Linked DNA regions of Homo sapiens: region 2 is linked to region 1. The links are chromatin contacts, found by Hi-C in ENCODE. All regions are on one chromosome and are shown on one strand. Each heading gives the region's core, a stretch centred on a gene start or an enhancer-like site at or near the end of the contact. The rest is flanking DNA. Distances are from core to core; before and after follow the strand shown. Region 1 holds the start of HCFC2 (host cell factor C2). Region 2 holds the start of PWP1 (PWP1 homolog, endonuclein).

Evidence for each region. A loop is a pair of places that touch in the nucleus more often than their neighbours do. Pooled maps may share reads with other maps.
Region 2: a loop to region 1 is called in a pooled map, with 14 times the contacts of the local background. The contact joins the promoter of PWP1 here to the promoter of HCFC2 in region 1. A Hi-C loop is called at or near these places in 4 of 50 pooled maps.

Annotation. Positions count from the first base shown.
Region 1 is chr12:104,063,000-104,069,386 of GRCh38, reverse strand. HCFC2 (host cell factor C2) reads right to left here and starts at 4,856. Exons shown (of 15, transcript NM_013320.3): 1 at 4,664-4,856; 2 at 3,072-3,220; 3 at 1,280-1,440. The coding sequence starts at 4,826. It also overlaps a transcript of GLT8D2 not described here. RefSeq lists silencers at 4,480-4,619, 4,840-5,009, 4,991-5,160, 5,170-5,329.
Region 2 is chr12:107,680,448-107,687,048 of GRCh38, reverse strand. PWP1 (PWP1 homolog, endonuclein) reads right to left here and starts at 1,250. Exons shown (of 15, transcript NM_007062.3): 1 at 1,078-1,250. The coding sequence starts at 1,149. RefSeq lists enhancers at 912-961, 1,182-1,441 and a silencer at 3,871-4,128.

The DNA.
Region 1 (6,387 bases), core at 3,607-6,106:
TCTAATGTACAACATGAGGACTACAGTTAATAATAATGCATTGTATTCAGGATTTTTGTTTGTTTGTTTGTTTGTTTTTTTAAGATAAGGTCTAACTCTGTCACCCAGGCTGGAGTGCAGCAGCACGATCTCGGCTCACTGCAACCTCCACCTCCCAGGCTCAAGAAATCCTCTCACCTCAGCCTCTGAGTAGCTGTGACCACAGGCGCGTGCCACCATGCCCAGCTAATTTTTTGTATTTTTGGTAGAGATGGGGTTTTGCCATGTTGCCCAGGCTGATCTTGAACTGCTGGGCTCAAGCGATCCACCCACCTCGGCTTCCCAAAGTGCTGGGATTATAGGCATGAGCCACAACGCCTGGTGGTGACTACAGCTGCTCATGCCCCAGGCAGAAAAAAATGGGTAACTATATGAAATGACGGATATATTACCACTATAGTAACCATTTTAATATATATACAAAATATCTATCTTATACCATCATGTTATATACCTTAAATTTACACAAATAAAATTTATTAAAAAAAAAAACTACATGGAACAGTATAGTTCCCCAAAGGAAAGAGGAATTCTTTGCAGACAAAACCAACATTAGCTATAATAGGGGTCAACAATGTAGATAGCCCCATTATTTACAATCTGTGCCAGCAAACTACACCCTGTGGACCAAACCTGCCTATGAGCTGCTTCATAAAGGCTTATTGGAACTCAACATACAAACAAACAAACAAAACATGATGTGAAAAGAAAAGAGGTAGTGAATTAATTCTGTTTGGGAAAAAGGAGGAAATAATTGATTGTAAAAGTATATGCTAGCGTGAACTACTCTAATAGCTTCCTGTATAAAACATGGAAATGATAGCTTTCATTTTATAGTCAGAGTTTTGTCGCCAAATTCCCAGAGAAATCTAATTTTAAAATAACCATCTGTTACTTTTCATTATCATTTATGAGGCAGCTAAAATGCATTATGGCTCAATATATACAAATATATTGATACAAGCAGTTACATTAATATTAATTTAATAAGATGATTTCTCATTAGAAAGACACAGTTTTTTTGTTTTTAGCTCCAATGCTTTCTGAAGAAAAGACACAGTTTTGAAAACAAGTATGCTCCAGGTACTAAGGAAAACACAAACACACACAAATCTGTCCACTGTTAGGTTGAAATGCAAAAAGCTAAGCATCATCCCTTTTAAAAATTAAAGATGGAAAAAATAAAATGTTCCTACTCTAAATCATAAAATAAGCATTTGGTCTGAAAGAGTCAGCATACCTGGGAACATTATTGTTTGAATCTTCGCTTTCGTTTGCCAGGCCACCAAACAAATAGCATTTGTTACCATATAAAGAGAAGCTATGTCCAAGCCGAGGACAAGGAGGTAAACCAGAAGGAGGGGGATGGGGTTTCACTTTTTTCCATAACCAACGACTTGCCTAAAAAAAAAAAGGGCACAAATACAGTCAGACAAAATCAAGAAAGCACTCCTATATTGTCAATAGTGCAACATCATATCAATACATTTTAATCTAAATCCCATCAGAAGGCACTAAAAAACTACTTTTGGGACAAATGACAAATAACCAGCTAACTTCTGGAATTAAAATATATGTTCCAGTAGACATTCAAGTTACTCTTCCATATTCACAGATTTCCATGGCAAACTCAGCATATAATAATAAACACTAACTGTTCTAAAGTAGTTTCCAAATGAAAAATAAAGTATTATACATAGCTTCAAGATTAAATGTAATTTATATATTCTTACTTTCTGAAAAAAGGTAATCCATGAATGGTAAATATTTTAACCTTTTAAAGGTAAACATAAAGCTCATTTAACATATCAAATTCCAAAACTTATTCTCTGGCCATGGATGTTTTCTTTAGCTAAAATTATTTTTGCAATGAGTTGCTTGTAAATAGGTATAACCACTCACATCTGCCAATTAGCAGATACCCGCATGATCACCGCCCTAGGGATAAGGCACAGATCAGGAAGAAAAGTCAACAAGGGCTATGAGTCTGGTTTAATAAGACTCAAATTTAGAAAGGTTATGGGAAACTGTTACTCCTCTTTTGTATGTATTGTCAAGGTGGGGGGTGTAGTAAATATTAGTATGAGGGTAACAATTTCTAAAACACTAAAGCAGTGGTTTTCAAAGTATAGCCTAGGGGCCAGGCATGGTGATTTTCCAAATGTGGAAAGTTTTATTCAAAGTTGTGAATATGTCAGTTGATACCAATGCCAACTATCCCTCTGTGAGTCCTGCAGTACTTAATACTTAAGAATTTGCGGCACAGCACGGTGGCTCACGTCGGCTAATCCCAGCACTTTGGGAGGCCCAGGTGGGTGGATCACCTGAGGTCAGGAGTTCAAGACCAGCCTGGCCAACATGGTGAAAACCCGTCTCTACTAAAAATACAAAAATTAGCTGGGCATGGTGGCGCGTGCCTGTAGTCACAGCTACTCAGGAGGCTGAGGCAGGAGAATTGCTTGAACCCAGGAGACGGAGGTTGCAGTGAGCCGAGATTGCGCGGCTGCAGTCCAGCCTGGGTGACAGAGCAAGACTCTGTCTCTAAACAAACAAACCAGGAGCATCAGCAGCTGGGAACCTGGTAGAAATGCAAATGCTCATGGCCTTCCTCTGACTCAGAAACTCTCTGGGTAGGACCCAGCAATCTGTGTTTTCACAGGTTCTCCAGGCGCTCCTGTTGCAGGCTAAAGTTTCTACTGCATTAAGATACAAAAACCTAAATATATAACATGTACAACTGATGCTACGTAACAGATATCTTGATGTTATAAATGTTGCACTGGGTATGGGAAAAAGACTTGCCAGGAAACTTTGGGTTTTAAGTGAAGTGGAAACATTTTCTATAAAGCTATAAAATGTGAAGTTTACATTACTTGAATAATATTACTTGAATAATAGTTTACTTGAATAATACATTACTTGAATAATATTAAAATGTGTTAAACAATGTTAGTAATGTTGCAATCTTTTGAAAAATTATGAACAATATCATTATTAAAGCCTCAGAATGAAACAATATTAAATACACTTACTTGTAACTCATATAACTCATTGCTGTATCTTCCATATTCAACCATTCCCCCAAATACTAATATTCTGGTACCATCACAGACAAATCCATGGGCAGCACAGCCTGGAGGGATATCTCCTCTAACAGCTGGCAGAAACCACTGATTCGTAGCTAGTTGCCAAAATAAAATGAAAACCGATTATAACAAACAACGGTTATCATATACTATCAGCAAATATATATCATCAATATCAGTGGGTCTCAACTGGGGATGATTCTGCCCCCCAGAAGACATTTGGTAATGTCTGGTGACATTTTTAGTTGTCACAACTGGAGGGGGCTGTTACTGGCATCTAGTAGGTAGAGGCAGGGATGCTGCCAAACATCTTACAATGTACAGGGCAATACAGGGCAGCTTCCCCCAACCTCAACAAAGAATTACCTGGCCCAAAAGGTCGAGAGTGCTGCTGTTGAAAAACCCTGATCTGTATCATTTAATTCTTACAAAACGCCCTGCTGGGTGAGTATAAAAATCTCTATTTTACAACTGAAAATTGTGAGGCTTAAAAAGGTTTGGTAACTTTAGCGCTGATCCTGGGCAACCGGCAGAGCAAGATTCAAATCAGGTCTAATTTGTTCCAAAGCCAGGGATTTTACACTAAGACCAAAGTGTCAGTAACTTTTTACCTTCATATGCTGGGGCGCTGGGAGGAGGAGAGGGTGAAAAAAATAAAACTTCTCAGACTCCACTATTTTGTTAACCTTCAAATTATTCCTGTGATTAAGTTGTTTGATCAAAGAAAAGTTATCGGTCATGAAGTAGACCCAAAATTCCATCACTGTCTTTACACCAAACAGATTTCTTGTGACAGCCTGAGCATTTACAAGGGGAAAAAAAAATTAAATCCAGTTTCCTTTCTATTCCACAGAGGTCCTCAAAGATAGGGGCTCCCTGCCCAGGGGCACTTGTGATCTGCAGTGGTGCTCAAGTTATGACAGTCCTCTTTCCGAGGGCCAGTCCAGAAGGGCGTCCACACCGAGTATGCAGACACAAGGCCGCCTCACCACGTCCCCGCCGCTTTAGAGCGCGGCTCACGGAGGGGCTCTTGACCGTTACCTGCCAAACACCGGGTTGTATTTGAGGCGAGAGTGCCAGAAGGCCTCTCGTTTTCCCTCCTCACCCCCTAGATGGTCTTCCTCCTAAGGAAGGAAGGCAGGCAAAGACGGGAAAGGCCCTAAGGAACTTTGGTTTGGAGTGGGTTTTGTTTTTTGACAGAGGCGAGATTTCGGGGAGTGGCCCAGGCGGTTGGACATGGTCTTCTGTCGCCTGCGTCCGCCTGTCGGGCTGGGGTGGGGGCGTCCGGGATCCCCCGCCTGAAGGCCGGTGCGCCCCGCTCGGGGTCCGTTGCGCCCCAAGGGCCCCGGAGATCCTGAGCTGCGGTCCGGGACAGAGCTGCCGGACCCGGGCTGCCCGGCTGAGCCGCGCTCCCCGCCGCCCGCCCAAGGAAGCAGTGACCGGGCGGTGACAGCTGTCAGGGCCGCGGCCGCCGCCTCGCCTCCCCTCCCCCTCCGCAGCTCCAGCAGGCGGGGCCGACGAGCCGCCGCCGCGCCTACCCGTGTTGTAGACGTGCAGCTCATCCGCGATGCCCTCATTTCCCCCTCCAAAGATGATCATCAGCTCCCGGATGGCCACCGCTCGGTGTCCGTGCCGGGCGCGGGGGACCGGCCCCGTGAAGGAAGAAACTCGCCTCCAGTTGAGGAGGCTGGGAGCCGCCATCTTCCCAACCCCCGCCCCTCTGCCCACAATGCACCGCTCCCGCCTCAACCGGCTGCTCCCTGGGGAGGGCGGGGACCCGCCTCCAGCTGTGCTGGGGTCACGTGGCCGCGGGCGCCGGCGGCCAGGCTGGAGGCCCGCGGGCAGTGGAGAGACGCTGGGGAAGGGGGGTCCTGACAGGGGAGCCCCGCCCCCACCCCAGGCGACTTGGCCAGCGGCCACCCGGAGCAACGCACCTTAGGGTGGAAGGACGCTTCCCACTGACCACGTCTCCCATCCCCACCCAGAGCCTCCCGTTCGGTATTTTGGGAAGAAGCCACAGCATCTTCCTTTACGTCCACTTTAATTGAGCATCTAGGATGTGTGGGCGAGGCAGTCTCACAAGCAACGTGAGAGAAGCTCGGGTAGAGGTTCGAAGAGCTGGGAGCGCAGGGCGGGGACCTCGCACGGGAGGGTGCGGGCGGGAGCCTGCCTCGCGAGCCCGGGCCACGGCGGCTGCTCCCGACCGTGACTGGGACCCGGGCAGGGAAGGTCGCTACAAAGCCTGCCGGGCGAACCGAAGGCAGCTTTGTGCGGAGCCATGCCAGGAAGCTTGGGAACCGTGAGCCACAAGAGGTATTTTTGGTTTGTTTGGCTTAAGCAGAGGAGAGATGGTTTTCTAGGTTTCTGTTTCATTGCTAGCTAACAAGTGAGGGCTGTCCACAGCCTGGCATGCCCTAAGTGCCTCATGTGTATTAACTCATGTAATCCATCCAGCAATCCAGTGTGGTGGCTCCTGTTATCTCCCTTTCATGGACGGGGAAATGAGGCACAGTGCAGTAAGGTAATTTTCTGATGGACACAAAGGAGAGGTGTTGAAAAAAAAGACTGGGGCCAGGATTCCAACACAGGGCTTCTGATTCCAGAACCCCCAAGCCCTTATATCATATACCATACTGCCTCTGATAGCAGTCATATCCAACCATTATACCATACTGCCTCTGGTAGCAGTCATACGCAACTCTTTATTTTTATTTATTTATTTTAGATAGGGTCTGGCTCTGTTGCCGGAATGCAGTGGCGCGATCAGAGCTCACTGCAAGCTCGAGCTCCTGGGCTCCAGTGATCCTCCTGCCTTGGCCTCCCAAAGTGCTGGAACTACAGGCATGAGCCACCGCACCCAGCCAATGCAACACTTAATAAGGCCTAGCTGCCCTGTGATTTGGTCCTACACATAATCACACAAGTCCATTAGGAATAAAACTGCACTGCATATGGGATTCATGCCAAATGAGTAGATTTTAGCCACTCTTGCCACAGAGACACAAAAAGGGTTGGTGGTAACTATATGAGATGATGGATATGTTAATATGCTTCACTATAGTAACCTTGTGACTGCCTGTTTCAGCTGTCCCCAACCTTTTTGGCACTAGGGACCGGTTTCATGGAAGACAATTTTTCCACGGACTTGGCAGGGGAGTGGGTGGTATGGACTTGGCAAGGGGATGGGGGCTATGGTTTTGGCATGAAACTGTTCCACCTCAGATCATCAGGCATAAGATTCTCATAGGGAGTACACAATTTA
Region 2 (6,601 bases), core at 1-2,500, 3.6 Mb before region 1:
ATACTATATGTGCACATGTCGACTCCATAAAGGCAGGGTCTTTTTCTATTTTTTTTTTTTTTTTTTTTTTTTTTTTTTTGAGACGGAGTCTCACTCTGTTGCCCGCCCAGGCTGGAGTGCAGCTGTGCGATCTCGGCTCACTGCAAGCTCCGCCTCCCGGGTTCACGCCATTCTCCTGCCTCAGCCTCCCGAGTAGCTGGGACTACAGGCATCCACCACCACACCCGGCTAATTTTTTGTATTTTTAGTAGAGACGGGGTTTCACCGTGTTAGCCAGGATGCTCTCGATCTCCTGACCTCGTGATCCGCCCGCCTTGGCCTCCCAAAGTGCTGGGATTACAGGCGTGAGCCACCGCGCCCGGCGGGACTTTTTCTATTTTGTTCATGCCTATCCCAGGACCCTGAACAATGCCTGGCCTACAGAAAGCACTTAGTATCCAATGAGGAAATTACTTAAGTAATCGTCACCTCTGCTACAGTCTCAGTCTCCAACTCTTGTAGGTTTTTCATGTGTTAGACATTTACCTCTCATCCTCCCTGCTACCATCAACATCTCACTTGGATTACTGCAAGAAATTCCCTATTCATCTCCCAGCCTCACGACATCTTAGCCTCCACACCAGTTTTTCTACACCACATTCATCCTCACTCCTTCAGACACGGAGCACAAGAGTGGAAAGTGGAGTTTTCATGCTCTCTTCCCAGTTATGCTTGAAAATGCACTTGGGTGCTAGTGAAGCTAGTGGTGTTGTCAAAAAGCCTTTTGGGGTATTACCCACCAAAAACAGCAGCCCACCCCTTTCCGGCCCGCTAAGTCCATGTGCGTGCGAATTTGGGAGTGGGGTTGGGCTTGAGGGTGGGAACAGTGAGAAGGCGCGGCCCTTGACTCTCCAGGCTCAGGCGAACCAGACCTTCTGAACTGCAGCTCTAGTCGCGACAATCCGGGCAAAGCCGCCCTCACCCCAGCCAGTCGCACCAGCCAACGCCCCGAGTTCCGGGTCCACGTTCCCCCAGCTGGGCGGACCCCCAGTGCCGTAAAGACGCTGCTCCCCTTGTCTCCCAGCGACCAGGCCTCACCTTGTCTGGTGTCTCTTTGGCCACGCCGCAGCGGACCCAGGCCACGCACGTCACCTGGCGGCTGCGGTTCATGGTCCTCAAGTCAAGGGCGTGTCACGCTAGAAACCAGGCTGCATAGGGAGGGACCACGACCGCACTGCTGCCACACGCTCAGGGATCTGCACAGGGCCGCTGCCAGGGCAGAGCGCATGCGCAGGCTCCTGTTTGGGCAGCGTCGGCGCTCATTTCAGACGTCATTCTGAGGCGCCGAATGAGAAATAGGAGGGGACAAAATGGAAGCGGAAGCAGCCGGGCGAGGAATCCACGTGGGCTGGTCTGGGCTGTGTGAAGTATAGAGAAAAGGCTTTTCAGGACTGCATGTGACGATGCCTGCGGGCTTTGTAAAGGCCAAGAAAATATTTGGGACTGTAGGGGTCAGTCAGAAGCAAAGTTTCACCAATCTTTATTTTGCTTGCAGTTCCGTAGACTTCAAGCTGACAAATGGCAGAGGTTTGTGGTTTGCGTTTTTTAAAAAGCTTTCTCCAAAATGAATTTGTCGTTTCACGGAGATCCCACCATTACATCTCATTACATCCCTAAATGTTACTTTCTCACCTTAAAACATTTAGCACCAAAAAAAAAAGTGAGAAAAAAACATTTAGCACCAATTATATACTAACTATGCAGTAGTGATTTAGTCTTGGCAAACACAAAGGGCTTACTTATGTTGAAGGCGCTGTTTTGAGTGCCGTATCACGTGATTACTTACCCCTTTGTGGGAGGTCTTATTTCCGTTTTACACCTGGGAAAACAGCGATCCTTCCAAAGGTCACACTGCTAGTAAGCGGTGCAGCTGGGATATGAACCCGGGCAGTGTGACTCCCTTGTATCTATGTCATGCTTCTCAGCTAAGATCAGTCATCTGTTAGAACTCGTGAGTGGCTGGACGTTTGTAGAATGGAAAATCTCAAACTAGCATCCCAGAAAAATCTGGGTTTTGATCTCTTGGCTGTGTGGCCCTGTCCTGGTCATTTACCCTCAATGCATCTACCTCTGAGAGAGGCAAGCAAAAGAAACAGGAAGGTGGCTGCTATGGGGAAACAGTGGCAAGGATAAACTGGCAGTACACATGGTCTTTCCCAGTGGCATTGTCAAACGGGGGGTGTCCACCTGTGGGCTCTATTCGGGGACCTTTTTGCAACACATTTATCTTTCTATACAGTATTTTACTTGGTTCTCACAACACTTTGTTTTAAAGATGAAGCTAGAGTCCCCAGTAGTCAAATACTTTCCTACTCAGATCACACACAGAGGAGCTGATACAACTATGAGTTCTGTCACCAACTCTACTCAGCCTAATGCGCTTGGCAATCTCCCTGCCTGAGGAGAGATCCTCCCAGAAGTAAATTGCTCATTGTTTGTGTAGGCAGATTATTTGTCCATTAAGACTTCTCCCCCTGCTCTGTTTCTGTAAGATGATTCTTCTGTGGTTTCTTTGCTTTTAACCCATTTTAGAAAGACCATATGGCAGATAATATTTTTCAAGGATGGCTGCAACAATAGAGTCCTTCACACATGTTTGTCTGCAACGTGATCTTGATATTCCTCCATCAAAGCACCCCCCCCCGCCCCCACCAACTTGAATCTGGGTAGTTGTAGGTCTGCTTTGGCCAATAAAGTATGACAGAAATGATGTTTCCAAGGTTAAGTCATAAATAGGATGCAGGTTTTGCTTCCCCACCACCACACCCACTTCTCCACTTCCACACCCCCCACCCACTCCCCCACTGCCCACCAGTAGAACACTAATGTTTGGAGCCCTGAGCCACCATATAAAGTTTGGCTACTGTGGTAGTCTGTTCTCACACTGCTAATAAAGACATACCCAAGACATGATAATTTATAAAGAAAAAGAGGTTTAATGGACTCACAGTTTCAGTTGGCTGGGGAAGCCTCACAATCACTGCAGAAGGCAAAAGAGAAGAAAGGCATGTCTTACATGGCAGCAGGCAAGAAGAGAGCATGTGCAGGGGAACTCCCCTTTATAAAACTATCAGATCTCAGCTGGGTGCAGTGGCTCATGCCTGTAATCCCAGCACTTTGGGAGGCCGAGGCAGTTGGATTACAAGGTCAGGAGTTCTAGACAAGCCTGGCCAACGTAGTGAAACCCCGTCTCTACTAAAAATATAAAACTTAGCCGGGCATGGTGGTGCATACCTGTAGTCTCAGCTACTTGGGAGGCTGAGGCAGGAGAATCACCTGAACCCAGGAGGCGGAGGTTGCAGTAAGCCGAAATCGCACTGCTGCACTCCAGCCCGGGCAACAGATCAAGACTCTGTCTCAAAAAATAAAAATAAATAAAAATAAATTAATTAATTAATAAAACCATCAGATCTCATGAGACTTATTATCATGAGAAAAGCACAGGAAAACGCCGCCCGTATGATTCAATTACCTCTCACTGGGTCCCTCCTATAACACATGGGGATTATGACAATTCAAGGTGAGATTTGGGTAAGGACACAGATCCCAAACCATATCAGCTACCCTGAGTCCACTATGCTGTTAGGAAACCAAACCACATGGAGAGACCACATGTGGTACTCCAGTAGACAGTTGTAGTTTTTGAGTTAACCCAGACCTGTAAATGAAAGTGCCTTTAGGTGAATCCAGCTCCCAGACATTGATTCACTCCCAGCGTTTGAGCTTGCTCAGCTGAGACCCAGCCATCATGGAACAGAGACAAGACATCCCCACTGTGCCCTGCCCAAATTTCTGACCCCCAGAATTTGTGAGCTTAGTAAAAGATTGTTTCTAACCACTAACTTTAAAAGAAAAAATCCTTCCATAATTTTTATTATAGTAAAATATACATAACACAAAATTTGCCATTTTTAAAAAGAGACAGATTTAGGGTGGGCTCCGTGGCTCGGCCTAAATCCACTTTGCCCTCCTTTGAGAGGCCAGCACTTTGGGAGGCCAAGGCAGGAGGATCACTTGAGCCCAGGAGTTTGAGGCCGACCTGGAAAACAGCAAAATCTTGTCTCTACAAATAAAAAAATTAGCTGGGCATGGTGGTATGCACCTGTGGTCCCAGTGATGGCAGCAGCTGCTGCCATCATGCCAGCTACAGCAAGGAGGCACAGCTGGGGCTGCATGCTCCATGGAGCCAGTGGGAGCCCTGCCCCTTCTGAGTTGGGGCAGGAGCTCCCGGGGTACTGCTGCAGTCACCCAAACTGCAGCTGCAGACCCAGGCCTCCTGCTTTACAGAGCAGGCAGCAGCCACCCAAACTGCAGCTGTGGATCTGGGGCTCCCTGTGCTCTTGGTGGGAGTGGCGGGAGCAGGCAGGATCTGCCCTCCCAGGTGCAGCTGCAGCCGCCCGACCAGTGGCTGCAGACCTGGGCCTCCTGCTCCGCAGAGCAGGCAGGAGCTGGGGACAAGTGGGATCCCTGCCCCTCCCAAGTTGGCGGGGTGGGAACTCCCAGGGTGCAGCTGTGGCTGCCCTCTCAGGTGCAGGACTGGGCCATCTATATAGCCTGTGCCCTCAGGGGCCCGGGAAGGGCCCCCACAACTCTGTCACTCAGGGCTGTCTGCTTCTGCTGCCTGACTTCTCTCCTCTCTTGGAACCTGCTCAGATCTTGGAGCGGGCTTGGGGATGAGCGCCAGGGCCATGAATGGCATCAGGAGGCAAATAGATTCCTGGGCTGCGGTTCCCCAGTAAGGCCTGACCTTCAGACCAGGGAGGGCCTGAAAGCTGGGGGCCAGCTCCCAGTTCCGAGGTTGGGAGTAGGGACTCGTGGTACCTCTTCTGGGCTGCCAATGGCCACCCATGGACCAATCGGCATGTACTTCCTCCCCTCTGAGGTCCATAAAAGCCCGGTCTCAGCCAGAGCACGAGAGAGGATGGCCAGAGCAGGGCAGAGGACGCAGAGGATGTTGAGACTATGGGAGGATCAGCTGCAGAGAGCAGCTCTCCTCTGCTGATAGCTGGAGATGATACTACGACTTGCCAGCAGAGAGGAGCCACCCTCTCTAGGGCCTCCTGTCTGCTGACAGCTGAACACTCGATTGGCCGACCTACCTACAGAGAGGAGCTACCCACTGTGGGTCTTCTCTGAGCTGTTCTAACACTTAATAAAGTTTATCTTCAGCTTGTTCACCCTTCACTTGTCTGTGTTCCCCATTCGTCCTGGACTCAGGACAAGAACTCGGGCAAAGGTGCCACCTGCCACAGAGGTTTCTGGCCAGAAAATCGACACCTCAAAGATCCCATAACACCAGCTACTTGGGAGGCTGAGGTGGGAGGATTGTTTGAGACCAGGAGGTTGAGGCTGCAGTAAGCCATGATTGCATCACTGCACTCCAGCCTGGGTGACAGAGTGAGATCCTGTCTCAAAAAAGAAAAATAAAAAGTAAAAAAAAGAAAACCCTGAGTTGCAGGTTTGGTGCTCCCTTCTTGCAGAGTCCAATAACAAGAATGAGGTCTGGTATAAAAAAAGTAAACTTTGGCCGGGTGCAGTGGCTCACGCCTGTAATCCCAGCACTTTGGGAGGCCAAGGCCGGTGGATCACCTGAAGTCAGGAGTTTGAGAGCAGCCTGGTCAACACGGTGAAACCCTGTCTCTACTAAATACACAAAAACTAGCCAGGCGTGCTGGCACATGCCTGTAATCCCACCTACTTGGGAGGCTGAGGCAGGAGAATTGCTTGAACCTGGGAGGCGGAGGTTGCAGTGAGCCAAGATCGCACCATTGCTCTCCAGCCTGGGTGAAGAAGCAAGACTCTGTCTCAGAAAAAAAAGAAAAAAAAAAAGGACTTTTTATTCCAAAGCTAGCTAGCTTAAGGGAAGAAGTATAGGCTTCCTGCCTTAAGGTACCACTTCACTTCTGGGGCAGAAAGCTGGGGCTTTTAAAGGGGGATGTGGCATGAATGGCATGCATGGGAGGGGGCAGGCAAGTAGGGGCCAGGCAAGTAGGGGCCTATGTGACTTGCTTCAGTGCCTTAACTACCAGATGGTTGAGCTGGTGCTTCATGGGCAGAATTAAGTTGTAAAAATGGCGCTTGTCTCCAGATACTCTCCAGGTGAGAGAGTGTTTTGTAGGAGACACCCCATGGTTGTAAATTGACTGTTGTCTCTTGAGGCAGGCTCCTGGTGGGAGAAATTTCCACTCTGGAGCTTTTAAGCACATAGTTAGATAAGCTTGCCCTGTAGAGAGTATCTGGTGAAGGGAAGGTAAAACGTTATAATGGCATTTCTAAAGAGCTAAGTAGGAAGTGGGGAACAGGGGAAAAGGAGAAAAGAGAAAAGAATAATGAAATTTAAAAAATAACTCATTCTCTTAAAAAATGGGGGTGCCTGGTTACATTTCTGTCATCCAAGTTGGAGTGCAGTGGCATGATCATAACTCATTGCAGCCTCGAACTTAACCATTTTTAAGAGTATAGTTTAGTGGTAGTAAGTACTAAATTGCTGAGTTTTGAGGTCATCTTTTAATGCAGCAATAATAAAGCAGGTGAGAAATGTGCTGTATTTAGAATAGAGCGC